4 separate regions of the Mus musculus genome follow, and all the other regions are linked to region 4. A link is a loop called in an ENCODE intact Hi-C map of the cell type or tissue named here. Cell type or tissue: heart. All regions are shown on one strand.

Region 1 (8,000 bases), 51 kb after region 4:
GGAAAGAACCAAAATAGTAACAAACACTGGGAAAACCAGGCACAAGAAAAAAGCAACAGGGAAAACCCTGTCCAGTAGAACTGAGCAACATGAGAACAGGAGAAATTTGGGGGTTTGCTGTTTTTCTTTTTTCCACGTGTGGACTGAAAGCATGATTGGAGCTTTATGTTTGCTGGGCTCTAACACGGAGCTGTAGTTTCCTTTAAAAACGTTCTTAAAACTAAGTTTTAAGGAGCCTAAGTTGCGCAAGATGGGCATGAACTTATGAGCTTCCTATTTCAGCCTTGCTAGTCGCTGGGATTCCAGGGCTACCAGGTCCAGCAGGCACAGCTTAATGGAGTTAATGCATATGATCAAACGATACTCTCAGCTGGACTGCTCAGTCTAGGGCTCGTAAACCACGATGGCACATGATTAGGCTCTTTTACTTACGAGCAGGATGCTGAGGGTGTTGGGAGAGATGCTAGACCAAGATCTCTGTGCTGGGGAAGGCAATGCTACCACAGGAAGACAGCATTTCAAAGGATGAAATGCACTTAAGCTCAGCAGAAATGAAAAAAAAAAAAAAATCACATAATTTATGTAGGACTCCTGATTATTTATCTGTAAGATCTTAGATTACTGGCCAGTTCTCAGAGGAAGGCTACAAGTAAATGGATTATGGAAACTATAACTATGGGATTTAGGTAAAATAGATTCTTGGAAGAACTAATTTGCTCACATTGTAAGCTATGAAACAGTGGACTGAAATGATCACACAAGTCAGTCCATCCTATCACACCACACCTGTAGGGCACCGAGTCAGACAGAATGCAGGATGCTTGCTGCTTCTCCTAGAGGACATTCAATATTCTAGAGCTGGCTTGAAACCTGGGTTCCTGCCAGTGATAGGAAATAGGATTCAGGAACAACACGAATTGCAGGACAAACCAATCAGGCCTAACAAATTTGCTCTGGGAATCCATATGCAAACAGTCAAGAGTTGGATGCAGGATATAAACACCCTAAATATTCTAATGCAAAAGCATTTGACGGTTCAGAATCCCCTCAGTGTTGACCGAGTAACTCTATATCTTACAACGTTAAACAAGAAGAGCTTCACTTATATTGAGGCTCTTTTTATGTTAGAGAAACATGAAACACTGCAGTGTGGACAGGTCTCTGCCAAGGGGCTGGACATTGCCTTACCTTTGCTACCTTGTAGTCACACAAGTACTCCACCTCATAATTGTTTAGATTCCTTTTGGTGATTCCAATCGATTTACATGTGAGCTTTTCTTTTCTACATAATTCCTGGAGAGTATCAAGTGAAACTAGGCAAGGCACACACCAGGCTACAATAAGAAAATAGAATTCTTTACCAATAAAATAGCTACTAGGCTGAAACAAAAACTTAAAACCCTCTCAACTGACAATGTTATAGTCTAGAAACACATATAACAAGAAGCTACATATGTGTGTTTAAGAAAAAGTTATAGGATAAAGAACTAGTTTTGGTAAATTGGTTTACTTTCCAGTGGACATCTATCCCACTTTTACCCACATTGCCTAATTCTTGCTTGGCTAATTAAAATATTTCACATCTAAAATTTCTTAGGGTTACATATAAATGCGAAGGTAAAATGAAGTAAATTTTTTTACACAGAATAAAACTGTTCTCCTAATAAACAGCTAAGACATTTTGTTAGAAATATATCTAAAAGATATTCTAAAATGGCCACAACTTAAAAGTAACTTCACTTCTTTTAGTCAGATGATAAGAATTTAAATATGAAATCCATATCCTACTTTTTCCATTTTGTAAAAAGTCGAGAGATTTTAGCTTCATTTATTTTGTGCATGGTAAAATGTATTTTCATCATGCATAAGCCAGAGAATTCTACTTTAAGTGGAGAGCATAGTGAGCTTTGTAATACTTGTTTCCTACAGTTTTCAAGCCAGCAGTTACAAAACAGAATACAAGGTGGAAATATTCCATAAGCCAGACTTGAAAATCAGACATACTAAACAATACCCGTACGGAGGCCAGAAATGAACTGTATTACATCCTGGATTTAAAAATATAATCACACAACTGATGTCTAGAAAAATGTAACAAACTTCACTACCCCTACTATCAGGATAAATACAAGATGATCAAAAGTCCTCTGCTCTACCCGTTGGTGGGTCACCTAGCTACACAACTTTGGGAAAGTCCCAATCTTTTTGTGTATGGGATTCACTGGAAAAAAGTGTGTTTTGTTGAGAACAGAGGTGACCAAAGAAAATGTATCTCTAACTCATCAAGCTGTCTTTAGTTCTCCGAAGTGGTGGGCAAAAACCTTTTTAAGGTAAGTTTCCAGGAAGGGACAGCGTAACCGCTCAAATTTTCCCCGCAGTCCTTCCTCATCCTTCCCAGTAAGGACTTCATTGTCAGAAACCAGTGAGGATAGCTTCCGAACTCCAGTGACTGCAAACAACTCATATTTCTGGCACCTGCAAAAAGACTTTCCTTCAAATTTGCCAGAATACATTTATTTGCTTAGGTGTGGCGGTTTGGAGACAAGAAAGCTGTAAAAAACGTCTCATAAATCGCTTCTAAAAATCTTAAGGCTGTTTTGTCTTAATGCTAATCTCCTTATGCTAATCATCTGCAAAGGAGAGTCCTCTTGTTTATGTAACCAAGTTGTTTGCTGTTTTATTTATCTTTTCAATTTTTACCCCTAGCTGAGAATCTGAAAACACAACACTATAATGGAGGGTGGTGTTGAATCGGAGGATCAACGTACATATATTCGTATGAAAACGTCATAACGAAGCGTTACGTGTAATTACAATGCACCGCCCCTCGCAACAGAAATGCTACATTTTGGGGGCATCTCGAAATGTTAAAAAGAAAAATTGCCAACACTTGGTTTACAAAATCCCACAGCCAAAAATGATGAGAGGAAAACGCCTCATTGTCTAGATTATAACATCCCGTTTATAAAAACCATTCCACCATCCCATCCCCACCACGCTTCAAGGAGGCAAGAGCTACCTACGGGAATAATAGTGTCACCATCTGGGTGGAGCGGAGGAAAGAGCTGGAGAACAACCTTTTCATTCCAGAAGGCTTTGCACAACCCAGACTTTCAAAGGGCGCGCGACTCGAGCGCACGCACGCGCACTGCGTGCCCCGGCTTCAGCATCCACAGAAATAACCTGCAAGTTCCAGCCGGGCCCCCCAAAGTTTCCCGGAGCTCAGGGCTGCGTGTGCAGGCGCTTCACGGCGAGGCCAGACCCGCTCGAACGCAGGCACCAGGGGATTCCCTTTCTCCAGCACCGCACCTCAGCCCCGCCACCACCCCCAACCCCCGGCTCGGAGGTGGCGACCGCTACCGCCGCAGCGCGTGTGCTTTCCTGCTCACCCTTGAATAAGGCACCTCGTGCACACTCGTCGCCAAAGACCGCGGCCCGCGGAGCTCCGGACCACGCTCGCTGGGAGCCGGCGCGCCTCTCGCCCGCAGACGGCCGCGAGCGTCGCGCCGTCAGGGTCTCCGCGCGGCGGCGTCTCGCCGTTCGCCTGGCCTTGGGCCTCGGGGGCGGACCTGGAGCCCGGTGACACCGCGCTCCTGCCTCACTGCCCCGTGCCTTGGCCCTGGCCGCCGCCATCTTGCGGAGCTTTCATTCAAACTGGCGCGGTCAGCCCGAAGAACTCAGCTGGCCACACGCCCCGCCCCGGCCCGCCAGGGACTCCGGAGCGGGGAGGCTGAGAGGAGCGAGGCGTTCTGACGTCAGCGGAGACCGACCCCTGCGGTGGTAGCTACCGCGCCTGCGCCGCACGGTGGGGGCGGGAAGGGGCGGGGCCTTCCGTGGAAACTGGCCCTGCCCGTCGCTGGCTTGTTACTCGCTTTGACTTCGGAGGTCGCTTGCCATGATTCTTCATGCGGTCCCCTGAGTCGCTTCACAAAGACCTGACGTGCCCGCCACAAAACGCAAAATAGGCTGTGCGGGGTTAGTGTGCGCAGGTAGCTCCTTTCCCACTCTTGTTCCTCAGCACTTCAACCCAACGAAGCCCCACTACTTTTCCTTTCACTCCACACCACCAGGACTCAGGATCTTAAAATTTGACTGCATGTTGGGTTCACCTGGAGAGGTGCTGTCTGTTTAAACCACTCAAAGAGATTCTGATGAGTTGATGTGGCCATGTAGCAGCTGGACTCAAAGGAAAAGCCTGACAATTGTGAGAATCCAACCAACCCCGCCAAGAACCCTCTTAGTTAAGGCAAACGTAAAAGGTACACTTAGGACAAGGACTTACTAACATTAACAGACTTAAGCTGAGGGCAGGTTTTAGCCATATATGCTTGGGGAGAGTCAGGTCGTTCTCGGTTTTACCACTGTAAATCTGAAAACTTGTAAGAGGAACCATTATACACAAAAGACCATCGGCAATTCTGTAAGCCAGTCATGTCAATGCTATTCACAAGCACATACTGCCTGTCTTCTCTTCAGCCAAAACAGCCTAGCTGCCTTGACCTCTCCATTGCTCCCCTTCCAGCCACTTCCCACCCAGCTAAGGAGACTTTAAAACAGAAAATGAAACAAGCCTCAGACTTGCTTTGTCTGAGAAGCATGTTCAAGTCCTGACCCTTTTGCTTCCACTTTGGTGAGCTGGAATTACAGGTGCTAGCCAAAGCTCCCTTCTCCCCCAATAAACACTTTAAACTGGAAATCACGGTCTAGATCAAAGAACTGACTGACTCCCCTTCATGTGCTGCTCCCTCTCACGTGACTAGATTTAACTCAAATGTTACTTCTTCAGAGGCCACTCAGGCATTCTGTCTGGCTTTGTTCTCTAGCTCTTCTTTAAAAGCTTTTGTCAAAAAACGGTCAGGGTAGAGTCTTACAAATATTTTTGGTCTTGCTAAGTTTTATTTTAAAAATTGGCAAAGGATGCTGGAAGCAGAGGATAGCTTGGTGGAATAGCAGTTGTCTGATAGATCCAAGGCTCTGTGTTTTTTTGTTTGTTTTTTAGACAGGGTTTCTCTGTGTAGCCCTGGCTGTCCTGGAACTCACTTTGTAGACCAGGGCTGGCCTCGAACTCAGAAATCCACCTGCCTCTGCCTTCCGAGTGCTGGGATTAAAGGTATGTGCCACCACTGCCTGGCTCCCTTGTTTTTCTTAATTCTAGGGCATAGAGTAGAGCCAGCCACTCCAACCTTCCTCAGTGTCTACTCTCTATTCTCAGAGTGTAGAAGAGTAGGCCCGAAGCCTCTCAGGAAACCCATGAACACAGAACCCCAGTCTTCCCTGTGTAACAACTTTGTCTCCTGGTGACATGGTTAGCAGCTCTGCAAGTGTTCTGTGATCTTTACACACTAACCTGCACAAAACACACCTCTCAGAACATGTCCTCCTCGCTGAATGGCACCAAGCACTTTCTCCCGGATTCCAGGAATGCCCTGTCATTTGATCTCTGTGGTTTTTCTCATGGATGTACTGTAATTTTCCAGAACTCATACAACATGTATCATATCCTAACAGAGGAAAGTATATATTAAAACATAGCTATCTCCTGGTCAAGCAAGATGTTAAGAGGCTTGAAAAGAATACACAATACCAAACACTTCCTGCTAGAGCTTCTGTTTCAAAAGTTTTTATAAAGATGCTATTCCCATGAAGAACGTGCTCAATTACTTTTTACATTTTAAAGTTATTTTAGCCGGGCATAGCGGCGCATGCCTTTAATCCCAGCACTCGCGAGGCAGAGGCAGGTGGATTTCTGAGTTCAAGGACAGCCTGGTCTACAGAGTGAGTTCCAGGACAGCCAGGGCTACACAGAGAAACCCTGTCTCAAAAAAACAAAACAAAACAAAATAAAATTATTTTAAAAATCTATTGAATAACTTGAAAACTCTTTAACTGTCTAAGAAGTTGTATATATTATAAACAAAAGCTCTTTGGATTATCAACTTTACTTTTTTAAGGGACAGGATCACCTCAAGTTTTCCAGGCTATTTCTGAATTCCTGGGTTCAAATGACCCTCCTGCCTCAGCTTCCTAAATAACCTAGACTGCAGGGCAAGGCCATACTGCTTGGTCAAAAGAATTTGTAAGAAGGTAAAGGTCCTGAGATTCAACCGAGGGTCATGGTAAACATCAGCTATCGATTGATTTGGAAGAAGAAAATCAGAAGTTGCTGGCGGGGGGTGGGGTGGGGGTGCAGGCAGGCATCATGCTCTTTGGGGTAGAAGGAACAGATTAGGATACGCCTCAATTTTCATGACCATTGCTGAAAATGTGATTGAACTGCGGAGCCTGTCTTTTCCAACTTGAATGTTCTCTGAGAAATAGAGTACACTGCACACTAGATTAAAAAGGTGAATTTAGGGCTGGAGAGATGGCTCAGCGGTTAAGAGCACTGACTGCTCTTCCAAAGGTCCTGAGTTCAAATCCCAGCAACCACATGATGGCTCACAACCATCCGTAATGAGATCTGACGCCCTTTACTGGGGTGTCTGAAGACAGCTACAGTGTACTTACATATAATAAATAAATAAATCTAATAAGTAAATAAATAAATCTTTTTTTAAAAAATGTGAATTTAGTGGGGCGGTAGTGGCGCATTCCTTTAATCCCAGCACTCGGGAGGCAGAGGCAGGCAGATTTCTGAGTTCGAGGCCAGCCTGGTCTACAAAGTGAGTTCCAGGACAGCCAGGGCTTATACAGAGAAACCCTATCTTGAAAAAGCCAAAAAAAAAAAAAAGTGAATTTAAATAAGCATATAATATACTTAAAATATTAAGTTGACAAAAATATAAGTTCAAAAAAATAATCTGAATATTAGTCTCAAATTCACTAAGTGGTCAGTGCTGCATACCCTTAACCTCAGCACTCAGGAGACAGAAACAGGGGGATCTCTGTGAGTGAGGCCAGCCTGGTCTACAGAACAAGTTTCAGGACAGCCAGGGCTACACACAGAGAAATCCTGTCTCAACAAAACAAACAAAACAAAACAAAGATTCACCAATTATTCAGAACTGAGACTATGTAACACAGAAAAATTTAAACTCTAAAATCTATTTCACTACTAGAAAACAAAAACAATATACATCATATTACTCTCTACCCAGCGTTGCTACTCAGATCTGTGGTGAGGCTCATGACGTAATAATGAATTAAAGCAGATGAAGAGTAGCATTTGTTGGATATTGTGCTGGATAGCTTTATGTCAACTTGACACCAGCTAGAGTCATTTGAGAGGACAGAGCCTCAATTAAGAAAATGACTCCATAAGATCAGTCTGTAGGCAAGCCTGTAGGACATTTTCTCAATGATGTGACTGATGGGCAAGGGCCCAGCCCTTTGCAAGTTGTGCTATCCCATGCTCGTGGTCCTTAGATCTATAAGAAAGCAGGCTGAACAAGCTAATAAGCAACATCACTCCACGGCCTCTGCACCATCTCCTACCTCCAGGTTCCTGCCTCGTTTGAGTTTTTGTCCTGTCCTGACTTCTTTTGATGATGAACAATGATGTGGAAGTGTAAGCCAAATAAACCCTTTTCTTCCCCAGTTGTTTTGGTCATGAGGTTTCATCGCAGCAATAGAAACCCTAAGACAGGTATAGATATTATAATGTTCACTCACTGTCATTTTAGATAACTTGACTTTTTTTCCCAAATAACCTGTTTTGATTTTCCTTTTAGCACTTAAGAATTTTTACATATGTCAAAGCTATCAACCTATAATGAAATATCGATTGAATGCTTGTATCCTCTCATCTCTTAAATCACATGTTAAAATTCCACTTTTCAATATGTATACTTAGGAAGGAGCCTTTGGAGGTAACTGGGTCACAAAAGTAGAGCCCTCATTGATGGAGCTGCATCCCCGTAAAAGAGACTCTTGGTTATGATCCCAGGACTTGTGGTTCTCCTATTTCTATATTTGGTTATATCCTTTACACACCTTTACATGGGTCATGCATTGGCAAACTTATAATTTGATGGGCTGGGGATATGGCTTGAGTAAGTAAA
Region 2 (8,000 bases), 140 kb before region 4:
AGCCTACATGGTTGAATTTCAAGCCAGTTTAAAAAACAAGACAAAACAAAACAAAACCATAAACAAAAACAAAAATACTGATGGATTGCACCTGAGGAATGAGACCCAAGGTTGTTCTCTGGCCTCCAAACACACAGACATACCTATATGTACATTTGCACACACAAACATGGAAACATAATATTTATTATTGGCTTTAAAATGTGCTTTATATCTAAGCATGCTATGTGTCCCTGGTTATATTGAATTATGTCATCCCCACCCAGTCGGACTGCTGTTGTTGGACAAAAGAAAGGAAAGAAGTGTAGTAGGAGGGACAAGCATTGGAGTCTCCAGACAAGTCTTACAGATAAGTAAGAACCCTTGTGTATTCACAGGAATGGACACAGAGCAGCCGTGTATAGACACCATTGTCTGTTTCTCAAAAACTTAAATAGCATATGATTCAGCCACTTTACTTCTGTTTGAATTGTTCACCAGAACTGAAAGCAAGGTCTTGCTTTCATAGTACCCAAAGAATGGAAAAAAATTCAATGCCCACTGATGAATGGACTCATAACACATACAGGCAATGGAATAGTATTTAGCTTTCAAAGGAAAGGAAGCGCCAACACATGCTTTAACATAAAGGATGTTGAGACCATTATATTATGTGAAATAAATCAATCTTAAAAAAAAAAGGTGAAGAGTTTATATGACTTTCTACAGTAGTCAGATTTACATACACAAAAGTAGACCGGTATTTCCCACAGTCTGACCAGAAGATGTAACCAAGGAGTTGCTTAATGGGTATAGAGGTGTAGTTCAGCAAGGGGAAATGTTCTACGTATTGGTGGTGTGAAATGAAACCAACCTATATGCTTACAAAATGTTTGACAGTAAGTTCTACACTGCATATTTTATGACGCTTAAAAATATACTTTAAGCCGGGCGTGGTGGCGCATGCCTTTAATCCCAGCACTCGGGAGGCAGAGGCAGGTGAATTTCTGAGTTCGAGGCCAGCCTGGTCTACAGAGTGAGTTCCAGGACAGCCAGGGCTATACAGAGAAACCCTGTCTCGAAAAACCAAAAAAAAAAAATATATATATATATATATATATATATATATACTTTAAAAAGAAGTGAACAAGATCAACAACACAATCTTGTACTTGTATTCCATAAAAAGATAAGCCAAGCAGAAGGAGAAAGTCCCACGGGACACTTTTAACACACTGGCAAACACTCTGCACAAGTGTTTTCCCCTCAACTTGGATTTCATCTTCCCGACACTGCCACTTGGCTCTGACTCCTGGATGAAGCCAGAGAGAGACAGAAAGCCCTTTGGAGGCGAGGTGAGTTTCTGCACATGATGATAGAATTTAGGACTCCTCCGGGGCTGGCCACAAACTTCTCTCTCCTGTAAAAGATTAATATTCTGCAGAGAAGCATTTGGATTATATAAGGCTTCAATCTAACACTGTGCAAATGTCTGGCCCTGTTCCTTTGCATTCTGCAGAACAATGTTCCCTGCTTGTCATTATTTTCTGATGTTTACTGAATTCTAATGTCCTCTCTTCAATTTCTCCAGAATTATTTGCTTTCTTGATTTTTTTTTTTTTTTTGGTTTCTTAGGTAATGTTTGTTGAAAGTTAAAATAAATAAATGTGTGCTGTATTTCCTTTGCCTTGGGAGTTTGAAAAATGCTTGAACATGTTATAGACATGGGTTGCTCTGAGCTCAGAGAGCACCTGACTCTTGTGTCTCAGGATAAGAAACTGCACTGGGGAACACACGGTTAGAAATAGTTACTTTACTAAGAAAGAAATGGCACTCCTGAGAAACAGAGTGGGTTAGTGGGCTGAGGGAAGGGCCTCAAAAGACTATGCCATAAGACACAGGAACCTTCACAGGACATTCAGAAAGCACCAGTCTCTCACACATTTGAATACAATGTGCTTATAATGTGTTTTTCTATTCTGTGCTATGTGGACTGAGGGTAGGGGGTGGGAGGGAAGGCTTCCATGTTTTCTTTGCCTATTGGCTTCCTTTATATGTTAATCTTGATATTGATTTCCCCAGTCTCTATTGTCTTGCCACCAAGCCCTCTGACAGGTTAAAATGACTGACTTCATACCTCCTGGTTAGGTCTCTGTTGACAGGTTAATTATTCAGCTATATTCAGTTTATGAAGATGAGGGTCAGGAACCTTAGTCATCTCTGCCTGCCTTTATCCTAAAGTCTGAACCTAGAGGCCACATTTGACCTTGTCTGAGAAATAGTTGCAATTGTTAAGCACAGAAGTGCATTTTCTCCATCTTTGGGTCCCACTTACACTTCCTCCAAGAAGGTCAGACAAATGTTGGGCTTTGAAATTGCTCTGCAAGTTTTGTCTCTAGGTCATTCGAGCTCATTGCATGTTAACCACATAGTCATGTGTGTGTGTGTGTGTGTGCACTTGTGTGCGTGTTTGGGGGGAGATTTGCTTTACACTAAAATTTTCAGGTGGCTTTTAGGGAGTTTTCCCCTCGTTACAGAGTTTGGGTAACTTTCTCAGCAACTGCCTTTGTAAAACCGCCTCACAGTCTTCTGGTGGTCTGGCAGGATCTTTGAAAAATCCCTGTCTCTGGAATGCAACCGAGTGCCTGCTGTGGGAAGTATTTAACAGCAATATGGATTTCACCTTTGCCTTATCTGGTACACCCAGGAGATTCTCTTTCCTCTATCCCCCAGTCCTTTATTTTCCCTGAGAGGAGTCTGTTGTTGCTCAAGATGTCCTTGAACTCTGTATGCAGTGGATGCTGGCCTCAAAGAACTCCTCATTTTGACCTCCGGGACTTTTTACATCCAGGACTGCTGGGATAACAGGCATGGGCCACCATGCTTGGCTTTCTTCCTCTCCTGTTTCCTGATGGAGGACGATTTCAACACTGCCCATACAGGTTTCCTTGGTGGTCTAGGTCATGACCTTCACTTAGGAGAGAGCCGACAGACTTGCCTAAAACGACCCAATCCCCCTAATCTGGGTGTCTTCATGTTTCACAAAATGTTCATTCTGTTCTCAGCCGAACCCATCTAGACAAAAACATGCAAGCAAAAGAAAAAAACCAACCAAACAAACAAAAACCCCAGTCAACCAAACAAAAACCAACTCCAGTCATTTTCTGTTGAGGACTCTGAGGCTGCTTGCAGCGGGGAGGTGGGGAGGGCGGAGCTTTGGCTCGATAAGCATTAGATACTAAAATGTGAAATGGAAAATTTTGAAGAACATGTGGAAGAGGAGGCAGGGAGAGCTTTAGGGAATCGCAGGCCTGAGTGAAAAAAAAAATCCCTGCAGAAGTCGAGAGCGCTGAGGCACACAGACATATAGAATCTGTAGGCAGTGGTCGCAAAGGCTGCCGCGCAGCCCTGCAATCCAGCCTGCAGTGACCAGGTCTAGCCTTGGAGCCACAAACGCATCCTCATTCAGGCCACGCCCCAAGCCCAAAAGCCTCGGCCTCCGGCTCCCGCTCCGGCTCCACCATTCCCCCACCGCCCCACCTCACAGCTTTAGACTGAGGAAGGGCCGGCCTCGTGCTTTCGCCCTTCTGCTGGCTGAGGTGGGCGGGGCCGTGCCCGCTGAGGAGGCCCGAGCGGGCGAGCGAGGTGGGCGGGGCAGTGCTGGCGGAGTGGAGCCGAAGCGGAAGGCGAGGTGGGCGGAGCCTCGCTAGCCCAGGCGGAAACGGGACCACGAGAGGAGCCGGTCTTCACCCGCTAAAATAGGCGGAAGTGGGAAGGCGAGGTAGGCGGGGCCTCGACTGCCTAAGTGGGAGAACTGATGAAGTGGGCGGGTGTAGGCACGCAATGTGGGCGGGGCCCGCCCTGACTGAGGCGGGCGGGACTGCATAGACAGGCGGGAGCCTCAAGGGAGTGGGCGGGGCCGGGCCGGCTGTGATGGGCGTGACCGGGGGGTGGGCGGGGCCGCAGACTCGAGACTCGGTGCCCGAGGGTGGGCGGCACTAGAGGGAGCTGCGGCCGCGCCCGCCCTGTCGCGCCTTGCTTGCTGCTCGGAGCGCCGCCTCCCCAGCCGTTCGGAGCCGCCGCGATGGCGGAGGACAGCGAGTCTGCGGCCAGCCAGCAGAGCCTAGAGCTGGACGACCAGGACACGTGCGGAATAGACGGAGACAATGAGGAGGAGACCGAACACGCCAAAGGGTAGGAGGTGGCGCGCGGGCGCGACAGGGCGGGGACCGCGCGCACCTCAGGGCTCCCGCGCCCGCTCGTGGCGTGCGGGAGCCCCTAGACCGGAGGCTCCGTTTGGCGGTGTCCTCATCCCGAGACCATTGTGAGGTGCAGGTCTCCCAGCTCTCGGGGAGCACGCAGTGGTGGGCGAGGGCTGAGGTGGGCGGGGAGACTGCGACTCGGGCCCGGGAACCCGCGACGCGACAGTCACCTGCCGCGCGCCCCCGCTGGCTTGGCCTCACCCTACCACGGCGAGTGGTTCGGGTGGGAACTTAGCAAGGACGCAAGGCCCTTCCCTTTGCGGTGGCGGCGTCTTGGACCGGCGAGGCGAGGGAGATGCAAGTCGTTCCACTTGTGCCTTGGCATCCTTCTAGTTCTTTCGCGCCCCCCCCCCCCAGCCGCCACTAACCCCCTGTAGAGAGGAAACCCGCAGAGCCGGCGGTGGGGGTGGGATAGGGATGCGCCTCTGGCGGTCTCGGCTGCTGGCGACGAACTGCGCAAAGTTCTGCCTCCCAGGCCGGGAAAGGGGCGCCGAGACCGGGAGAGGGGGAGGGAGACAGGTCTCAGCCGACGCCTGAGGGCGTTCAGCTTTGCGGCCTCTGAGCGTGCCCTCAGAGCTTTCTAGAGCAGAGCTGACGGGTGAACGGAGTTCCCGCGGCCCCGACCTTGCCCCTCCTGCAAAACTGGTGTCTGATCTCCAAAGCCAAATGCACCAAGTACTTTAACATTTGATCGGTTTCTCAATCTATGCTGCCCTCTTTTCTCCCCTACAGACTTGATTTTTTTTTCTTCGAGAAAAGACTGCTTCTGGTTAAGGCTGGTATTGAAGTTCTGTTTTAGAGGCGGGGTTTGGAGGATCATTTTAAATAAAGACCGGTGTCCCTTTGTAGGTGCTGTTTGCCTCAGCCTTTTACCCTGTTGGATTCAAACTATGCGCTGGCACAGACTGTTACTGCTGCCCCTTAGAAGTGAGATTCTGCGAACCATGGTGACTGGAGAAGTGGGTCAGCCTAAAAACACGATAGGGAAGCCTGAGTCACAGATGGCTTATTTATTCAGTTCATGGAGAGTCTTTAAAGTATTTGTATTTTATTTCAACGTTTACTTTAAGCTTTAAGAAAGGAGGCTGTATTGATCTTGAATACGTTATCAGATATTAAATGACAAATGTCAAAAAAGAAAAGCTGACTACATATATCTCCCTTTGGCATGTTGCTTTTTAAGGTTTTCAGCGAACAGTTCAGTGGCAGCTGCAAGTACTGAATGTTATCATTCAAGTCTAGATTTTTTTTAAGCCCAGAGAGGCAATTCTTCAGAAATCTTAGCCTGAGTTCTGTTTATGAGTAATAGAAATTTGCCTGTGATAGCTAAATATGAGTGTATTTTTGAAACACTAGCCGTCTTGCCAGAAGTGGGTCCATATGCACGCCAGTGGATAGATAACTCAAGGAACTTCAGCACCCGTAGGTTATCTTTCTGGGGAGACCCTGGACTTATCTCTCTTCAAGTTATATTGTTCTGTGTGATTGGTATGCTAGGGTGGGGGTTTAAATCAAGCTTCCTTCCTTACAAAGTCCAGGATACCCTTGGTACAAAGACATACTCTTCTCTGCAACCACTGATCTGGAATTGTTTGATGCCTTGCTATAGGTAGGCTGTTTGAAGTTCCCATAAGAGCATCCACAGGCATTTTGGGCCCAGTTAAGAGGTTTCCAGATTTATTACACATCAGCACATTAATTATATATTAGGATGCTTAATCAAAATTTAGAGCTGCCCAGTAGATTGGGCTGTTTTAACCAAGAGTAGGCAACATGATAACTTATAGTTTAAAAAATTAATATAATGGAGTAATTGTTATATATTAAAGTATAGAGAGATTAGCAAAACCGAAGTAACTGTTCTGCTCTGTTGAACTGCTTTCCTCTTTTGATTTCAATTTAGACAGTACAATTTAAGGAAGTCGTTCTGTTTTATTTGGCTCATGAATTGATAGTGCTCCATAGAAACCCAAGTTTTCTTTAAGTAGCTAAAGTTTATCAGTGTTAAAATATAGAAAACTTTTCCTTCCTTACTTGGCCTCTTCATTCTCCACTAGTTTAAATAAACAACAAATAAAGAGCCTCTGGAGAATGAACAGATAATGTTTTACCTCTAATAGGCAAAGTATTACTTCTGAGCCAATAGGCCATGGTCAGTACATGGAGCTGTAATTTGTTCAATAGCTCCCCTGTGGCTTGAAAGGATTAATATACACCCAACATTCAGTATAATGCATCTAGGAGTTATTCTAGCTTACTGTGTTGAAACTGTAGATACAAATAAAGGAAAAATACACAGTGAGATACCACTATGCTTTTGTTTTTGCAGAATTTTCTTCATTAGCTTTATATTTTATTTTATGGGTAATATTGAATGCCCATAAACAGAAGATGAGGTTTTGTGTTTAATTTAAAGCAATAGCATAAGTATTATAAAATACTTGAGTGTCATCTTTGTCATGGGAAGTGTGTACATCAACTCTTTGGTCCACCCAAGTATGGTAGCAGTATACCACTCTAAAAGTTACATGCATTCTCAAAGCATTGATGAACAAGGAGATTGGCAGTTTTAAGTAGTGAGATGATAGCTCAGACAATGTAGTTTTATTATTTTCAAATAAAATATGGACAATTAGAAGTAAGATAATTGAGGATTTCCTAAAAAGATCCCTTCAGTGACTTGCCTTACCACCTGATTCGTGGAGCTTGAGGAAACTTGAAAACTTTGAGGCCAATGAAAAGTCCAAATGACTGAAGCTATCATTCCTTTGCTGGGTGGCAGTGGGGAGAGGTTGTCTCCAGGATGACTCTGCTAGGAACTTGCCTACCCCAGTGTGAGGCTGCAGAGGTAATTCAGGGTCTTTAATATGGACTATTCTACTCAGTCTTGATTTGTTCTGCCTTCTCAGTTTCTGAAGGGATTTGGAAAAACTGTTGAAGATGGCCACAATGTTAAGTCTACTTAAACCCAAGGTCTTCTTGCCCTATTAAGGAATGTTTTCTCCACTTGTAAACTACATCCTAGAGGACTCCTTAGCTTCATCCTATGAAAATCAGCTTTTTAATCACTGTGACAATTACATGGGAAAAACAGTTTAAAGAATGAAAGATTGATTTTTTTTTTTTTTTGGACACACAATTTCAGGGCTTTCTGGCTGTGGTCCGTTAGTTCAGTTTTGTGACTGGTGGGGCAGAAGCCCAGCATAGAATGACTTAAGGAATACGATTGCTCACCTTGTGGCAATCAGAAATTGGGGGTGGAGGTGGTACAGGAATGTACTTTCCTGGTAGAGGAGTTGCCCACTATGCATATCTATCTGGCTTTATTTAATCCCTGATACCACAAAAAATTTAGTTAAATGTGGTGGCTGTAATCCTGGCCTTTGGAAGCTGAGGAAAACCTTGCGTTTAAGTCATAGCCAGCATTGTCTCAAAAAAAAAAAAAAAAAAAGCTTGAGACAAGAGGCCCATTGGACACGCAAAATTTATATGCCCCAGTACAGGGGAACGCCAGGGCCAAAAAGGGGGAGTGGGTAGGTAGGGGAGTGGGGGTGGGTGGGTATGGGGGACTTTTGGTATAGCATTGGAAATGTAAATGAGCTAAATACCTAATAAAAAATTAAAAAAAAAAGCTTGAGACAAAATAATAAAAGGTTTTATATTGATTTAGAGTTCTTTGGGTATATTCCCAAGAGTGGCATAACTGATTCATAAAATAGTTGTTACTGGTTGTTGTTGTTGTTACTGTTACTGTTGTTA
Region 3 (8,000 bases), 89 kb after region 4:
AGAGCCATGGCCTTGGGTCTGTCTGAATGGCACTGGCCTTTTACTGGCTGCATCCATTTAGTGTGGTGTGCCTGTGTGTTACCCATTGGACTCACTGCTGCATTCTTACTAAAAGGATTTAACCTTCAAGGCCAGAAAAGCAAGCTTAAGCTGGTCTGCTGATACAAAGTACATAATCTGAAAAGTGACAGTTCTGGAGGCATAAAGGAAACAAATCCAAACACTACTGGCTTCGAGAGGATCCTACAGAAAGGCTCTCTGTCTTGACTGAATCAACATTAGTGTTCTGGTTGCGATGCTCAACTATAGTCTTGTAGGACAATATCACTGACAGAAACGGTGAATCTAATAATATACTGGTCACCTTCATTCTCTCACAGGAAACGAAAATTATCTCCAAAGGGGGAAGGTTACTTAACAATTCCTGGCTCCTCAATGACTCTGGCTTTGAGATCTTTCATATACCCCCACTTACAATTCAAAAACATTTTATGCCAATTTTTTGTTTTGTTTTGTTTTTTTTAAGACAGGGTTTCTCTGTGTAGCCCTGGCTGTCCTGGAACTCACTCTGTAGACCAGGCTGGCCTCGAACTCAGAAATCCACCTGCCTCTGCCTCCCGAGTGCTGGGATTAAAGGCGCGCACCACCACGCCTGGCTGCCAATTTATTTTTAATATGCTTACCAGTACATTTTAATACGCTTAATAACACCTACCAACATTAATGAATATAGGATTATAATCACACAAAAACATCTGAATTCATTCTTTAATAGAGTGATATCAAGTTTAGTGTAAGCAGTCAAGAGCTCATGAAATAAACATGCCTATGTAAATGAAATATTCAATCTAATTAACAATCCCCAAGTTTTAAATTCAATACAAAGAAATGCCTAATATTTACATCCTACTTAAATGAAGAAGAAAAGGCAGAGGGAGCTAAGGATTAGAAGTCCCCACCTGCAGGCTTATCTAATTCACCACTGTAATTTGGGAAAGTCACAAATTCCGGGTGCCTTGACCTCCTGATACCTGGCCAACCAGTTTTTATGGGGATGGAGAGGATTCAATAGCATCATAGATGTGAAAACACTCAAACATCGCCAAGCACCACACTCCAGAGGAAATGAAAGGGCCCTACTTATTAGGATAATCTATGATTCGAACAGACGGAAGTCTGGGGAAGCAAGCCTCTGGAATCTTCTAATTAAAGTCATAACAGATAACTGACCTGCTTCTTAAGATATTAATTAAACTGTTTCTCCAGCGATTACATTTGTGAGTCAACTGGAAAAGTTAGTTCCCAGAAAGTGTCACAAAGGGCCAAGGAGGAAAATCAATAGTAGCTGAAGAAATTATGACCAGTGATAAGAGATTTTACAAAACTCAACCACCATGCAGAGAAATCATCCAATTCCAACAAAATAATTCTAGTTCACTCAGTTCAAGGAGATACAAGAATGCAAAAGGCCAAAGAACCACTTGTGACTGGCATAAATGACTAGAAGTGAGTGCTGGCATTCACTAATACTATGAGACCTGTCAGCAAGAAGCAAACTTCTGAACAACCCCCCTGGGGCTCTCCCTAAAGTAACCGCCATTAAACAGTCTGGAGTGTCTCTCGTTTCCTTAGCATTCTGCCCAGAATGTGCAAGCATGGTTTGAATGTTTGGCTACCATACCTTAAAGTACTTTATGCCATACCTTCTGCCAAGGATCTGTTTCACTTTCACTACTGTGCTTGAAACATGTCTTATTCTACTTTGTTTTGCTGCCAGTCCAACCACCTGAAAAAGAACTGCACATTAACAACAAGACTCTGCATTATTTTCAAGAACCACCGATGAGAGTACTCGACCGTACCTGTTCACGTTCCGAGTAAGCAACAATGGCTGGTGTGACTCTATCCCCTGCATCATTTGCAACCACATCGGCCCGGCCATCCTAAGGAAAGATGTGAGAGGGTTAGTTCTCTCACACTGGAATGCACAATCTCATTGAATATACCTGCAGATTGTAATGGAATTTTAGAAATGCCATTGTATCTGGCATTCACTCAGGTGCCTGAGTGACACCCATTCAGGCCTTAAAGTCATCTTCTGTAAATAATCAGTGATGGGACTTATGGGGTTGCTCTTCCTTTGGGAATTTCAAACTGAGGAATTGCATAACCTCAGTAGCAAGACATTCTTGGCAAACCAGGAATTTTTGCAATGGTTGATAATTGCTTAGGCAATGGGTCCTTCAGACAACGAGATCAGAGAAGACATTCTGGTATTCAGTAATTGACTTGCCAAAAGGCCTTTTTTTCGTAACAATCAATAAAAGCACAAGGCTACCCGAGTTCAGTCCTCAGACTACTCCACCTTGCAAAACCTTACTAGGTTGGCAGTGTCTCTCTTTCTTAGATTGTCCCTCATAAACTGGTCTTTTAACTGCCACTATTTGTTTCTTATAGTTTAATAAAAGGCTTCTTCTAGCCCATGCATTTTCCCGTTTAGATCTGTGCAGTAAGCTGGATCAAATGTATACAACATTCTATACCTAGCAAGCATGATTACACGACTCTCCCACAAATACAGCTTTTCCACCTGCTTCCCTACAAACGAAGTAGCTACTCCCCTGGGACTTTCCTGATAAATCGAATGAGACTTAAAACCGAAGATAGCATCGGTTAAATTCCTTAACATTGTTCCTTCTCCATCGATATTGAGGAGGAAAAAGCTATAGTTCCTTGTTAAGTTCTCAGTTCTAGAATCAAGTGTGTACAGCAAGAGTCAGTTCTTAACTAGGAACCCTTCTCTCGAGGGCAGTTACACAGTGCTCTGGTTGCTCAGAAATTCAAATACCTCCCACCTCCGGGAACCCCGAACCAGTGACGTCACCGTGACCTCTTAGGGACTCTGCGGTCAGTTGTCACTAGGACTTCTCTAGCATCCAGGGGGTCCTGACATCCAGGTTTGTTCTAGGCGTCTTTACAAGAACGATGTCCCCCGCCCCGAGGACTCCAGGCATCCTGGAGCCCTGACGTCTTTTGAACTCTTCTGGGCATCCTATGGCCCGGTCTCCTAAGTGCACCCTGCATGCTTGAGGCCTTTTCGTCCCTAAAACTCCTCAAACAGCCAAGACGTCCAGGATACCCTGGAGTATCCAAGATCCGGCTCTCTGTATCCACCCTCCACACAGCGTGCTTGGCCTTGGAGGGAGAGCCGAGAACCCGCAACATTGCCACTTGCTTGCACGCACGGTTCCCGGGCCGATGACCCGGAGCCCAGAAAACAGGGTGGCCGCCACGGAACCCGGAGACAGCTTCCCAGGCTCACCTTGTAGACAGCCACACAGGCTGATGTGCAGCCCAGGTGCACGCCGATCGCCGCCATAAGGCGGCGGAGACCACGGCAGCTCAACGAAGGACCCTTCAGCAGCTTCAGCTAGCTTCCTCGGAACAAGCCCATCAGGCACTGCGGAGACTTCACGTTCCCGCCCGCCTACTGCGTCCGGTCTGCTGCGCCGGCCTCCCAAGTCGCAGCCAATCAACATAAGGATGCCGCCTTTCATCAGAACGGTTAGCCAATAGTTTTAGCGCATCACTCCGCGCTCCTTGGGAGCCCGGCGTAAACGCCGGTCTGCTCAAGCTCAAGCCGGAAAGGCCCGGAAGAGGGTCATTAGCTCCTCCCTCTCCTGAGCGCCGTTCATCAGAGCCAATGGGAACGCCTGGTGAGATTGCGTCACTTGTTTCCTGCCTCTTTCCGGCTTCACGAGGCAGCCCCCACTACAGTAAGGAAGGTGTGGGTAGTTCCGGGTCCCAGGCTCAGCATGCGGTGCATCAGTCCAACTGCTCTGGTGACCTTTTGCGCCGGGTTTTGTATCTCGAACCCTGTGCTGGCGCAGGGCCTGGAGGCCGGTGTGGGGCCGAGGGCTGACTGTGAAGGTGAGCGGTGTGTGACCTGCTTGCATGGCGGCGACACCGCGCTCAGCCTAGCAATTGCCTAAGCAGCTTCTCCCGGCCCAAGCTGTAAATAACATTTCACCCTTCTGCTTTTGCTGTCATTATTAAGGTGGCGCAGAAAAAGGAGTGAAATAGGATTCGTATTAGATTTTGTGCAAATGGTCTCCGCTGCCAACTTGATTTTGTTGCTCCTAACCGAGGAGACTTGCTTCTCTGCTCAGAAGACATGTTTTGAGGTTCAAACTAATTGCCATTCCTAGGAGGTAAATAAAACATGGCAATACGTTAGGGTTGCTGAAATCAAAGACAAGGGTACGGCTGACTAGGACTTTATAGACAAGCTGCTTTACAAAGGAGCACATTAATTCCTAGAGAACGATAAAATAGACGCCTGTTTTCTTCTGTGGACTTGGCGATCATACCTTCAATTCCACCATCCCACCTGGTTTTGAGGGTGTTATAGTACCTAGGTTTTGTAAAAACAAAACAAAACAAAAAAACAGTGTATTTTGTAGAGGACTGTTAACAAGAGCCAAGATGAACAGTTTTGATAGTCCCTTTGGGACCACTGTAGCACTTCTTGTTTTATTGAAGTGATGTAAACATATATCTTCTCATCTTGAGAGCAGATGTACTGAACAGAAAATGGAGACAAGATTCATGTGGAATGGGCAGTTGAGTCTTATTGTAAGTAAATAGTATTAATAGTAGTTGGAGTCCAGCTTTCTATCAGCAATTATCAAACCTTCCTCTAGAAATTTAAAATAAGTTTAGATGTTATTTAAAATTTCTGTAGCTAAAGATACTGGTTTAACAGTTATAATTTCAGTTAAAGATCTCATCTTGGGCAAGCAGGATTTTATTATAGAACTTCAAACTATTTTGAAATCATTATAGATTGATGTATGAAACTACTTTAATAAACAAAAAAGGGCTGGAGAGATGGCTCAGTGGTTAAGAGCACTGACTGCTTTTCCAGAGGTCCTGAGTGCAATTCCCAGCAACTACATGGTGGCTCACAATCTGTAATGGGGTCTGATGCCCTCTTCTGGTGTGGCTGAGGACAGTGACAGTGTACTCACATATATAAAATAAATAAACCTTAAACAAAACAAAACAACAAAGAAAACCCTGAACCTTAAATAACAACAATGTAACACACACATTTGACATCACACCAATGCACACAAATGGGGACCCTTAAGTTACTAGCTCCATCATCTGTGCTGAGGTTATCAGAGACTAATCCAAGGACATCCAAGGGTTGAACTTGGGTTTCTCTGTGACTCCCGACAGTATTAGAATTTTTTCTTTCCTGAAGTCCCTGCCTTGATGACTTTGACATTGCCGCTGCTCTGTCTTTGCCTCCATCACGGCAAACATTTTCCAGATTTGTTCATGTGCTTCTCAACCTTTGGCTATGGCTGGCTTCTGTTTTTTGTTTCTTCCTTTCTTCCTCCCTCCCTCCCTCCCTCCCTCCCTCCCTCCCTCCCTCCCTCCCTTCCTTCCTTTTGATACAGGGTCTCACTATGTAGCCCTAAATGGCTTGTAACTCACTATGAAGCACACTGTCTTCAAGCTCACAGAGAGATCTGCCTGCCTCTGCCTCCCCAGTGTGGGGATTAAAGATGCGTGCCATCAATGCTTGGCCTAGCCATGGCTTAGTTGTTGGAATTTTTCTGTGTCATGCCCTCTGTATTTATTATCAGTCTGCATACAGTGCAAAAAAAAATCAATCTGCCTGACTGTCCAGTAAATTCTACATCTCTGTATCCAAGCCACCTTCTCCCCAGAGTTCCGGACATATTTTCTGTCAGGTGATTATGGAGTGACTAAGTATTCAAAAAACGTGATGTAGTTAAAAAGTAATCCTCAAATGGAACTTATTCCTATGCTATGAGGTTATGAGGTTAACAAAATTAACTGGTTTGTTCTGTATTTCCTCTTCCTTCCTTCCTTCCTTCCTTCCTTCCTTCCTTCCTTCCTTCCTTCCTTCCTTCCTTCCTTTCTTTCTTTCTTTCTTTCTTTCTTTCTTTCTTTCTTTCTTTCTTTCTTTCTTTCTGCTGGCCAATTGCTTGTCTATTGACTCTACCTTCCTATGGATTCTCTACCTTTCTTTTTCCCCAGGTCTACTGCCTTGTCTTGGTGTCTTTCCATCCTGTAGCTTGCCCCATCTCTGGGAGGGTTGTCAGGTTCTCCTGGATTTAATGTTTTTCCAGTTTCCACCAGGTAGTGTCTCCCCCTCCCCCACGGTTTCTCAGAAGATTCAAAAAATCATTTCACTACACACCACGCAGCTATGTACTTTTAAAAAGTCTCTCTAGATGATGTCTCTCATCCCATGGATTTAAAACTCTGTTATTATACTCAACAGGCAGAGTACTGATAAAGGATACATATGCACTGTGGCAAAATTTCATGCATGTTTTGGTGAGACAAATGTCCATCTTTAAAAACAAAAGTTAGAGTTCTTGAGTTTCCTCATTTGGATTGATGATTCCTTGTCAGAATGGCAGAGATGTTTAGAAATCAAATGAGGATATGCTGGGGAAGAGATATGAGACCTTTGCAAGACTGGATCTCTCTTATAGGAAGACAAGATGGGAGATTGCTTAGAGACTGATGAATTCCTGCTCACAACAGTGATCATGACAGCAGGTGTCTTCTTTGTAGACTTAATGTATTTGATAATTAAGATGAGTAAAAGATACGTCAGAAGACATTTTTCATTCTATTGGTGGCTCATAACACTGGTGATCAGTTAGATGGGTTTTTGTTTGTTTTGTTGTTGTTGTTTATTGTCATTGCCTCTGGGGAGAACACTGGGCCTTTATCTTGTCCTACCTCACTGGCTGTTCCTACGAGTCCTTTTCTCATTCTGTCTCACATTCTCCACCTCTAAACGTTGGCGTTTCCTGAAGGTGGTCCCCAGGCCTGCTCTTCCTCCAGCTCCCTTTGTTCTGTGGTCTCATCGTCTGACTATTGCTTGAATATGATGAATTACACATTTACATACCATCCTGGGCCGCATCCTAATTCTCAGATTTATAGTTATGTGTCTCATCAACATTTCAGTCAATGATGGACCATGTGCACTAACATGGTTCTATGGGATTATGAAAACATTCTACTGCTCAATGATATTGAATTCCCTGTTTCTAATCAATCGTTTGTGTTGGTCTGGATCCAACAGACCCAGGAAATGGCCGGTCTTATGAATGACAGCAATATAACATGTAGAGCACAGTATTTACTGTTTACCTTCAACAATCATTGCTTGGATTCTTCTTAATTGAAAAGGTAAAGTGTCAACTAGCCTCAGGCAGGCACTTGAGAAAATATTCTGGAAGGGAGGGATTTGCTTCAGACCTTTAATCCTATCACTCAGGAGGCAGAGGCAGGCTGATCTCTGTGGGTTCGAGGCCAGCCTGTTCTCCACAGGGAGATCCTGTCTCAAAGCAAAAATAAACAAACAACCCAAGTATCCCAGAAAAAAAGGAATTTTACTACACAAGCCCAATCCATGTGTGCTGTTGCCTCTGAAAGGGTCATAGTGGGACAAGGTGGGGGGCAGTGGTACCGTCATCTGGATCCTGTGTGGGCTTCGGCTAACGCATGTTTTTGTGCCTTAGTTCTTTTACAATCAAGTTTTAAAAGTAAATAGATAAGTGACCTAAAGAATAAAGGTTTAAAGAAGAAAGGTGCACTGCAGTATGTTTGTGTTTCGAGCTAAGTGTCATAACAAGACAGGCAAACAGTTTTTTTAAATTAAACAATTTATATGGTGGAAAACTTATAGTAATCTAAAGTTTATTTATCATGGAAGAAATAAGCTATTTTTTCCAAAAAATTCATATAGTCTGTAAATGATTGCAGTCTATAGTGACTTCCTCAGTGTGAACTATCCTCTCGGCCTTCATGTTGGCTCCCCCAGCTCAGCTCCTAAGTCAACAGGCTCCACTCATAGTAAGGGCCATATGCAGGTACACTGTTTCATTTTAGAACTCTAGTTTGCAGACTTACCTTTATTTATGTATGTGTCTCTGTTTGGT
Region 4 (8,000 bases):
AGTCAGCACCAGACACTTAAAATCTAAGTAAGATTATGTCAGTCTTGGGCTTGGGCTGTGACCCTGTAATAGCTTTCTATTTTATTCACAGTAAACAAACAAAATAAACAACGAAAGCTTCAGAGGTTTATAAGGTCAGTAAAGCCTTGAAATTTCCATATGACTCTTATAGGTTTGTTGTCTTCCTCGGTAATCCTGGGTCACTTTGCACCAGCCATACCTAGCCGAACAGCTCCTAGCATGCAAATGTGTATGCAGCATGCTCAAAGTGAGGAAATATATTTCACCATCACATTGCCGCTGCTGCCACTATGAGCAGGAAAAGCAAGGTAGCTACGAGGAAGGCACTTCAGAACACAGGCCTTGAATTTAAGTCTGGACTCTGTTTACTGAGAAGACCTTGTGCAATTTACATAACAATGTAACAACTGAACAATAAGAGCCTGTCTGCTTGGGTTGCTGTGAGACAGAAATACTAAACACAGGACACTTCAGACAGCATCTGGAACTCCCCAAGTGCTGGCAACACATTATGCGGGGTAGTCATTCTGTGAACAAGGGTTCTTTGACTGCTTTACACTGTGCCTTAGTGTTCTGCCCAGGAGCTGTAACATTGTAGAGAGCAGATAACTACTTGTTGAACAAATAAATGAGTTTTGACCATCAGATTTCCTAGAGTATGGCAGTGGGCTTCTTTGGTTCCTTACCTGAAACCTCCATAGAATCCTATATTCAGATTTCATGCATGTAAACGTTGTAACTTTTTTTTAAAAGTCTGTCTCTGTCTCTGTCTCTCTGTCTCTCTGTCTGTCTGTCTGTCTCTCTCTTTGTGTGTGTGTGTGTGTGTGTGTGTGTGTGTGTGTGTGTGTGTTGTGTCTGTACATGCATATACATGTGTATGTCTCAGTGAGTATATGCACCTGTGTACAGATGCTCATGGAGGCCGGGGGTGTTGGATCCCCTGGGACTAGAAAGACAGGTGATTTTTGAGCCACCCGATGCAGGTGATGAGAACTGAAGGTGGTCTCTCTGCAAGAACAGTACAAAGTCTTAACTACCAAGCTGTGTCTCCAGTCCTAAACAATGTCCTTCAATTATAGCCACACCCACCTCTCCCTCTCATTCTCTCCAAACACCCTAGCAGTTCCCCTTCACCCTCCATGACTTGTCTCCCTGTCTTAGTTTGTAAAGAGAGTAAACAATTTCTGAACCCAAAATGGCCAAAAATGAACTCAAAAGCAAACACATAATTAATCTGAGGAGATCATACCACAGTGTATGTCTGTATCAAACAACACAGAAGTCTCTGTTCTAGTGTTTGCTGTAGTTGTTTAGTGATGGGTCTCCCTATGTAGCTCTGGCTGACCGGGATCTTGATATGTGAACCAGCCTGGCTTCAAACTCACAGAGATCTACCTGCCTCTGTCTCCCCAGTGCTGGGAACAAAGGGTTTGTGCCACCACACCTGCCAGGCTCAATTCTAAACACAAAACACACTCCACATTGCATAAGCTGTCATGGCACACAACACTGACAAACACTGCTTGAAGTACCTCACATTCAAGAACTCCAATTATTTTTGCTGTACATGCATTTTTTTCTTACATAGAAACAATGACTTAATTATGGAAAGCAAAGACTTTTAATATTTTCCTACCATTATCCTTCAGCGTGTAAGTATATATGGATGGGTTGTATTGTGTTGAAATGTTCAATTTCCAAAATTATCCTTTTAGATGCTGATTTGAGCTTTATAAAAAAGAAAAAATTGCTGGGCATGGTAGTGCATGCTTTTGAGTCCAGTACTCGGGAGGCAGAGGCAGGCAGATCTCAGAGTCTGAGGTCAACCTGGTCTGCAGAGCAAGGCCCAGGATAGCCAGGGCTACATAGAGAAACCCTACCTCAAAAAAAAAAATCAAATTTACTTGGAAATAGAACAGAATTTTCAACAATTTCTGAAATGGTTGTAAATATCCATCTGCCATTTTGTTTGTTGTCTCATTTGTGCAAGGCCATAGTCTCTGCACAGATGATTATAAAATTAGTATCAATTGACTCTAAACAAAATGCTAAAGTTATTCTGCATCCTGAAGCACCAGATATTGTCAAGATTTAATTCTTTCTGTAAAAAGAAACAGACCTGCCCATCCATTAGTAGACTGATTTGGTTTTTAAATATATGTATACCAAAGACTTGTTTTCAAATAGATCTCTTTAGGACTTATTACCAGCAAACTTTTTATTTGCATGCCTGTTTTATATACTTATGTGTCCAGTGTTGTGTAAAACTTCTCAAAGGAAAGGGGTCTCGAACGGAAAAAGTTCAGTCATAAGAATATAAGCATGCATGTTGCTTACAGTGACAACTTGATTCTCACAACTGTTTCCTACTGTGTACGTCGTAACGAGAAAAGCAACGAACAAGTAAGTAAGAGTGAATTTTAGTTTGCCTTGCCTCTCAAGGAGCTCCAACTTCTGAGAAATTCTGTCGACGACCAGACTCAGTGCAGAATGTATTGTCCTGTAGAGACAACCCATCCACAGCAATTGTCCTCCGGTAGTCTAGGAAAGACCATCTTATACAAAACCAAGGCTTTACCGGTACTACTGTGTGGAATGTATAAGTTGGTGTGTATATCCAGAACACTTCCCTCTACTTCCCTGCTTCCTCCTTATGAATATCTGAATGTGAATAGAACCAGGTATTATGACTGCAAGAGTAACCAGATGTTCTCTGACCCTGGCATTCCGACCCCTCTGCTCAGAGCTTACTCCTGGCATCATCCCATGATCACTTCTGCCTCTGTGAAAATATTCTTGTCATATTCTTCATTTTTGTGGCTTTTCAAATGTGCTGAACTCGGATGGCACATCAGAGTTAGCCATGTAACCACTGTGGATCGAGAAACCTCATCTTAAAGGGAAAAAGAGAGTTTATTCTGGGGCCATTTTTAATAACCTTGGGGCTGGAACAGAGATTTGGGTCATCCTAAATTCCATGTTCCAACAAGGAAAGAGTTTCACAGTTTTATAGAAGAAAGTCTTAAGTCAGGTCATATTTAGTGTACATCGGAGAGCAAAGATGAGAAAGCTTTTCTATAGGCCCGAGATGCTATCTGATGACGTTCTTAATTTTTGGGTTAGGTGAAAATAGTGGTCTGCTAAACTAGGAGATTCCAAAAGGTTTTCATCTGTTACTCACAAGATGTTAATTCCAACAGAGATAAACAAGGGATGGCTATTCCCAAGGGCTAGAACTAGCTCAAGATACGATAATTCGCTTCTGGATCTGCAACATTCTAATCTCCCCACAGTACTAAAACCAGTCGCTCAGTTTTTGCAGACACTGCTTCTTTTCAGTTTTCCTGTTTACCTCCACAAGGCTTGCCAAAGTGTTCTGCATAGCAGGGTTTGGAGGTTCCAGTTGATCAACAGTGCTGAGTATCTGAGGAGAACTTGCTAGGAAGGAGAAAATAAATGCCACTGACAAAGTCTTTGGTGGATCTTAGTATGATTACTACACACTTTCCCACCCTGCCCCCCATCCTCTCCCTCTGTCTCTTTATATATCCTTCTGACTTCCTCAAAGTACAACTTAAATGATTACTGGAGGCCAGCAGATCAATGGAATCTTTACTCCCCCCACCCCTGCTCTAAGAATCTATGTCTGAATTGTAGCCTTCAAAATATAGTTAGCTTATATAATACAGAAGAGGGAGCAACTACCAATGGAATCTACTAACCAAGAGTCAGAGGCAATGACTCATCCAATCCTCGTGGTTACCCTATAAAATACAAATTGGGATAAGATTTTTAAAAAAGTGAAAAGAACTCGATCTTCACTAGATCTGAGGAAATGCAAGGCAATATGGTTAAGAAAAGGGAAGCTCTCTGGCCTCCATTCTCAGTTGTGTTTCGTTTCCTGCCTTGGTTCCTCCACAGATGCGGGCAGATCTGCATTGCGCAACAAACACTTCGGTGTCTTTTCTTGCTTTCTGGCAGGAACGTGACTTTCCATGACCAGCCAGTGCTACCCACAAACTACGCACAGCTGTTTCTCCGTGCCCAGCTGGTGCAGTTATTTAAACCAAGGGACTTGGGAGGCTGGATCAGGATTGGATGCCCATTGGCTCCGCCCCTACCTCAAGGGTCCTTTGATTGGATGTGGCTGAGCTCTGCCGGCCTATGGGTAGGCGGTGCGCAGGTTCCCGGAAGTGGCGCCCAGGGTCAGTGTGTGCTTCTGTTTCCGAGGTGGGCTTTGGGTCTAGTGTTCCCGGGTGCGATGAGCTCCTTCCAGGGACAGATGGCGGAGTATCCAACCATCTCCATTGACCGCTTCGACAGGGAGAACCTGAAAGCCCGTGCCTACTTCCTTTCGCACTGTCACAAGGGTGAGTGAGCTCCTCTCGTTACCTATTTCAGGGGCGCTATGGTCTGAAGAGGCAATGGCAGAGGTCGGCACCTGGTGAGGGGAGGACAGGCTGGGACTCCGCGAGGCACTGGGAAGCACTCCTAATGCCAGTTGGCGCTTAACCTCTGGCTTTATTGAGCTCCTGGTCTGTACCACCTCTGTAACCCCAGCTCCTAACCCCAGCTCCGGTTGCAATCAGACCTGGACGCTGTGGTAAGGCAGAGCTGTTAGAAGTGCTGGTTGCTGTCCCAGCGGAGGGTATGTTTGGTAAGGCTTAATTAATTAGCTCATGCCCAAACTTCCCTAATTCTCGTTTATCTCGAGTAAGGAAAACACGTTTCAGAACGTCTACACCCAAAGACATTAGGTAAGAGCGAAATGCCCCTCTCTCACACAGGCACGTGTTTCAGAAGTTCTACATCCCGGAGATATTTGGCAAGAGCCCAAGATCGATCTGTACATCTATCTCTGTCTCTCTGTCTCTCCTCCTCCCTCTCCCTCCCTCCCTCGCTCCCTTTAACCCCCCCCCCCCCACACACACACAAATGTTTCTCACACTATACTCTTGGGTGTGTGTGTGTGTGTGTGTGTGTGTGTACAACCAGTCGATAAGCTTGGCCAAGTGTCCCCCATTTTTCTTCTTTATTATTTACTTATTTTAGGTTGTGGGGCAGAGCTTCACGTATCCTAGGTGGAGTCATATCAGCCCACCCAGGTTCTCATACTCGCACTTGATCTTCCTGCGTATGTCCCCTGACCCAGGTGGGACTTGAATAGCTTTCATCAGCTCAGGGTCTAACCCTTTTTAGTGGTTCCTGTTCCCTACTCTGAAAGGTTCGTCATGTGCAGAAGAGCCAAAGGCCTGTGGGAATCTATTTGCTCAGAATGGTGAGCCTTAGGTAGTTTCTCACAGTAGGAAGCTTACAAAGACAACCCAGCTGTTGCAGGGAAGAGAAATCCTCTAAAAAACCAAATCAAACAAAACATGGTTATGATTTCTAATTCTTTTCCTTGTAGATCACATGAAAGGATTAAGGGCTCCTTCCTTGAAAAGAAGGCTGGAATGCAGGTAATTGGCTTTGTTACTTATTTGTATTTAAGTAGATATCTTAACTGAGAGATAACACCTAGGCAGAACAGGACATACACCCTAGCAGGGTAGCCTGTATAAACTTTATGAGCTTATATAAACATTATGTGGCTTCCACACAGATAAGAAGTTGAACACTACCATGTCCCAGACCCCTGTCTAGTCTTACCTGCTTCTTCTCCAAGAAGTATTTCCTATTTTGAGTTTTTGTCACAATGAGCTAACTTTGGATATTCTTGAATTTTAATATAAACAGGTGGCTTAATATGGTGGTCTAATCACAACATGGAGGAATCAGGAGGATTTGTGAGTTCAAGGCCAGCTTGAGTTACATAGTGAGAACTTGTCTTAAACAAATGAAAATAAATAAACAGGATCATATACTGGATAGATTAAGACATCTTCAATATTTTTCAAAGGTTTATTTATTTTTTTATTTTACATGTATGCTTGTTTACCTGTGTGTAGCTGTCCTATGAGTGCTAGGAATTAAACCTTGGCCTTCTGGAAGAGCAGCCATCTTAACTACTTGAGCTATTTCTCCAGCCCTGTCTAGCTCTTACTATTGTATTTCTGTGATCCGTCTGTGTTGCTAGCTGATGTACCTTTGTTTTTTTTGTTTGTTTGTTTGGTTTGGTTTGGTTTGGTTTGGTTTGGTTTTTTGAGACAGGGTTTCTCTGTATAGCCCTGGCTGTCCTGGAGCTCACTTTGTAGACCAGGCTGGCCTCGAACTCAGAAATCCACCTGCCTCTGCCTCCCGAGTGCTGAGATTAAAGGCGTGCACCACCACACCCGGCTGTACCTTTGTTTTTGTAAGAGTATGTTTATGTGTGTAAATGGTGGTTCTGCTAGCAAGAATGCTAGGCCGGAGAGGTGGCTCAGTGGTGAGCGATGGCTGCTGCGATGGGCCAGACATGATAGAGGTTGAGAATGTAGTAGTTCACTGTCGGACAGAGTTTTGAGTCAAGGGTCAGTCAAAGAGGGTCACTCCAGAGTGTAATCAGGCTCTGATACAACAGGGAGGAGCAGCCTTGATGAACAGAACGTCAAACAACCTCACCGGAAGCACGTTACGGATTACTACACAAAAGTTCCTCCAACCAAAGCCCCTAATCTAATGTAGATGTTTTGTGAAGGAGATCATCCTGCCCTTCGGCTTTTACCCTTAGGGTGCACTATTTGCAGTATTCAATAATGCAAGACACTCCAGGCATGCAAAGGATGGAAACTTCCTTCAGAATAATAACTATAGATAACAGAAAACAATCACTGTTTTCTACAGTGATTTCTTCTAGGTCAAAGTACTTCTAGGAAACAAGTCTTCATTCTGATGCCCACCCTGGGTATAGGAAAAAACAACTATTTCATTCTAATGTTTACCCTAGATAGAATGATCCTACGAGAATTCTACTGCTGTCTACTTGGAGCTGGTGTCCTCATTAGAACTGCTTGGTAACTTTTAAAATACCTGTTCTTATTACTTCTAATTTACAGATGAGGAAACAAAGAAGCCAGGCAGGTTAAATTAGTTGCCCAGTGTCACAGAAGCAGGGTGTGGCGAGACCAGGGTTTTAACCAGGTCTGAGCCTATGCATCCACTCTATTGCTGTGTGACACATTACCTTGTAACAGAGTGTTTTCAAATGATACCCAGCCTCCAGTTTCTCTGGGGAATTATGACAGTGCATAGTGGGAATTTCTTGTTTCTGCCTGCCTAGCATCAGGCAAGACTGAAATTATCTGAAGATAATTCTGTAACCTGGGAAGACACACATAACAGCAACAAGGCCTAGAATAGCCGGTTTCTTGAGCTTGTCTGTCTCTGAAAGGTTTCTTTAACCTGGGACGGTTGGTTTTGTTAATAGAGAATTTAGGTTTTAAAACTGTTCGTCCTGGGACAGACATGGAGGAATGTGCTTTCAGTGAAAGTCCTCACGAGAAAGATGCACTGACACATCTCTGTGCATTAGGAGCCAGCCTGGTCTACATAGCAAGTTCCAAGTTAGGGTGACATAGTGAGTCAGCATTGAAATAAACAAACATACAAGCTAAACCCCAAGAGAGTCAGGAGGCAGGCAAATTCCCCTAAGCAAGCTTTAAGACTCTTGCAATTCGCTGGGATGGCAGTGGCTCATGCCTTTAATCCCAACAGTCAGAAGGCAGAGATATAGGTAGTTTGAGACCAGCCTAGTCTACAGGGCGCGTTCTAGGATAGAGTGCCATACAGAGAAACTCTGTGGTGAAGAAATCCTACAGCTGCTGGGTGTGCTAGCGCATGCCTTTCATCCCAGCATGTGGGAGGCAGAAGCAGGTAGATCTTTATGAGTTAGAGGCCAGCCTGGTCTACAGAGTAACAGCCAGGGCTACACTGTCTCAAACCCAAAAAAAAAAAAAAAAAAAAAAAAAAATCCTGAACTTACAGAGATCTACCCAGTTCACATGAGGGGATATAAGTCCTCTCTTCCTGTTCCTGGGGGAATGTGTGGGTGTATCAGACTT

Evidence for each region. A loop is a pair of places that touch in the nucleus more often than their neighbours do. Peaks named below come from ENCODE experiments on the same cell type or tissue, not always from the same donor. Only the 100,000 strongest peaks of a DNase experiment are listed, where the experiment ranks them.
Region 1: it touches region 4 in a loop (4-fold over the local background); 9 of 42 quality-filtered maps call a loop at or near these places.
Region 2: it touches region 4 in a loop (2.7-fold over the local background); 4 of 42 quality-filtered maps call a loop at or near these places.
Region 3: it touches region 4 in a loop (5-fold over the local background); 9 of 42 quality-filtered maps call a loop at or near these places.

Annotation. Positions count from the first base shown.
Region 1 is chr2:3,471,314-3,479,313 of GRCm38, forward strand. It overlaps Suv39h2 (suppressor of variegation 3-9 2), which reads right to left and starts at 3,673. Exons shown (of 6, transcript NM_022724.4): 1 at 3,390-3,673; 2 at 1,189-1,334. The coding sequence starts at 3,633. It also overlaps a transcript of Dclre1c not described here. In heart, no CTCF peak of the experiment used is centred here; DNase peaks (open chromatin) are centred at 3,318 and 3,738; H3K4me3 peaks cover 2,554 bases; H3K27ac peaks cover 2,390 bases.
Region 2 is chr2:3,280,234-3,288,233 of GRCm38, forward strand. Nmt2 (N-myristoyltransferase 2) reads left to right here and starts at 3,979. Exons shown (of 14, transcript NM_008708.2): 1 at 3,979-4,173. The coding sequence starts at 4,064. In heart, a CTCF peak has its summit at 4,020 (motif pointing right); a DNase peak (open chromatin) is centred at 3,798; H3K4me3 peaks cover 3,381 bases; H3K27ac peaks cover 2,946 bases.
Region 3 is chr2:3,509,312-3,517,311 of GRCm38, forward strand. Hspa14 (heat shock protein 14) reads right to left here and starts at 3,503. Exons shown (of 14, transcript NM_015765.2): 1 at 3,323-3,503; 2 at 1,863-1,943; 3 at 1,704-1,786. The coding sequence starts at 3,379. Cdnf (cerebral dopamine neurotrophic factor) reads left to right here and starts at 3,754. Exons shown (of 4, transcript NM_177647.4): 1 at 3,754-3,930. The coding sequence starts at 3,816. In heart, no CTCF peak of the experiment used is centred here; a DNase peak (open chromatin) is centred at 3,620; H3K4me3 peaks cover 2,298 bases; H3K27ac peaks cover 2,007 bases.
Region 4 is chr2:3,419,936-3,427,935 of GRCm38, forward strand. It overlaps Dclre1c (DNA cross-link repair 1C), which reads left to right and starts at 4,196. Exons shown (of 14, transcript NM_146114.3): 1 at 4,196-4,391; 2 at 5,429-5,480. The coding sequence starts at 4,283. It also overlaps a transcript of Meig1 not described here. In heart, no CTCF peak of the experiment used is centred here; a DNase peak (open chromatin) is centred at 4,136; H3K4me3 peaks cover 1,618 bases; H3K27ac peaks cover 969 bases.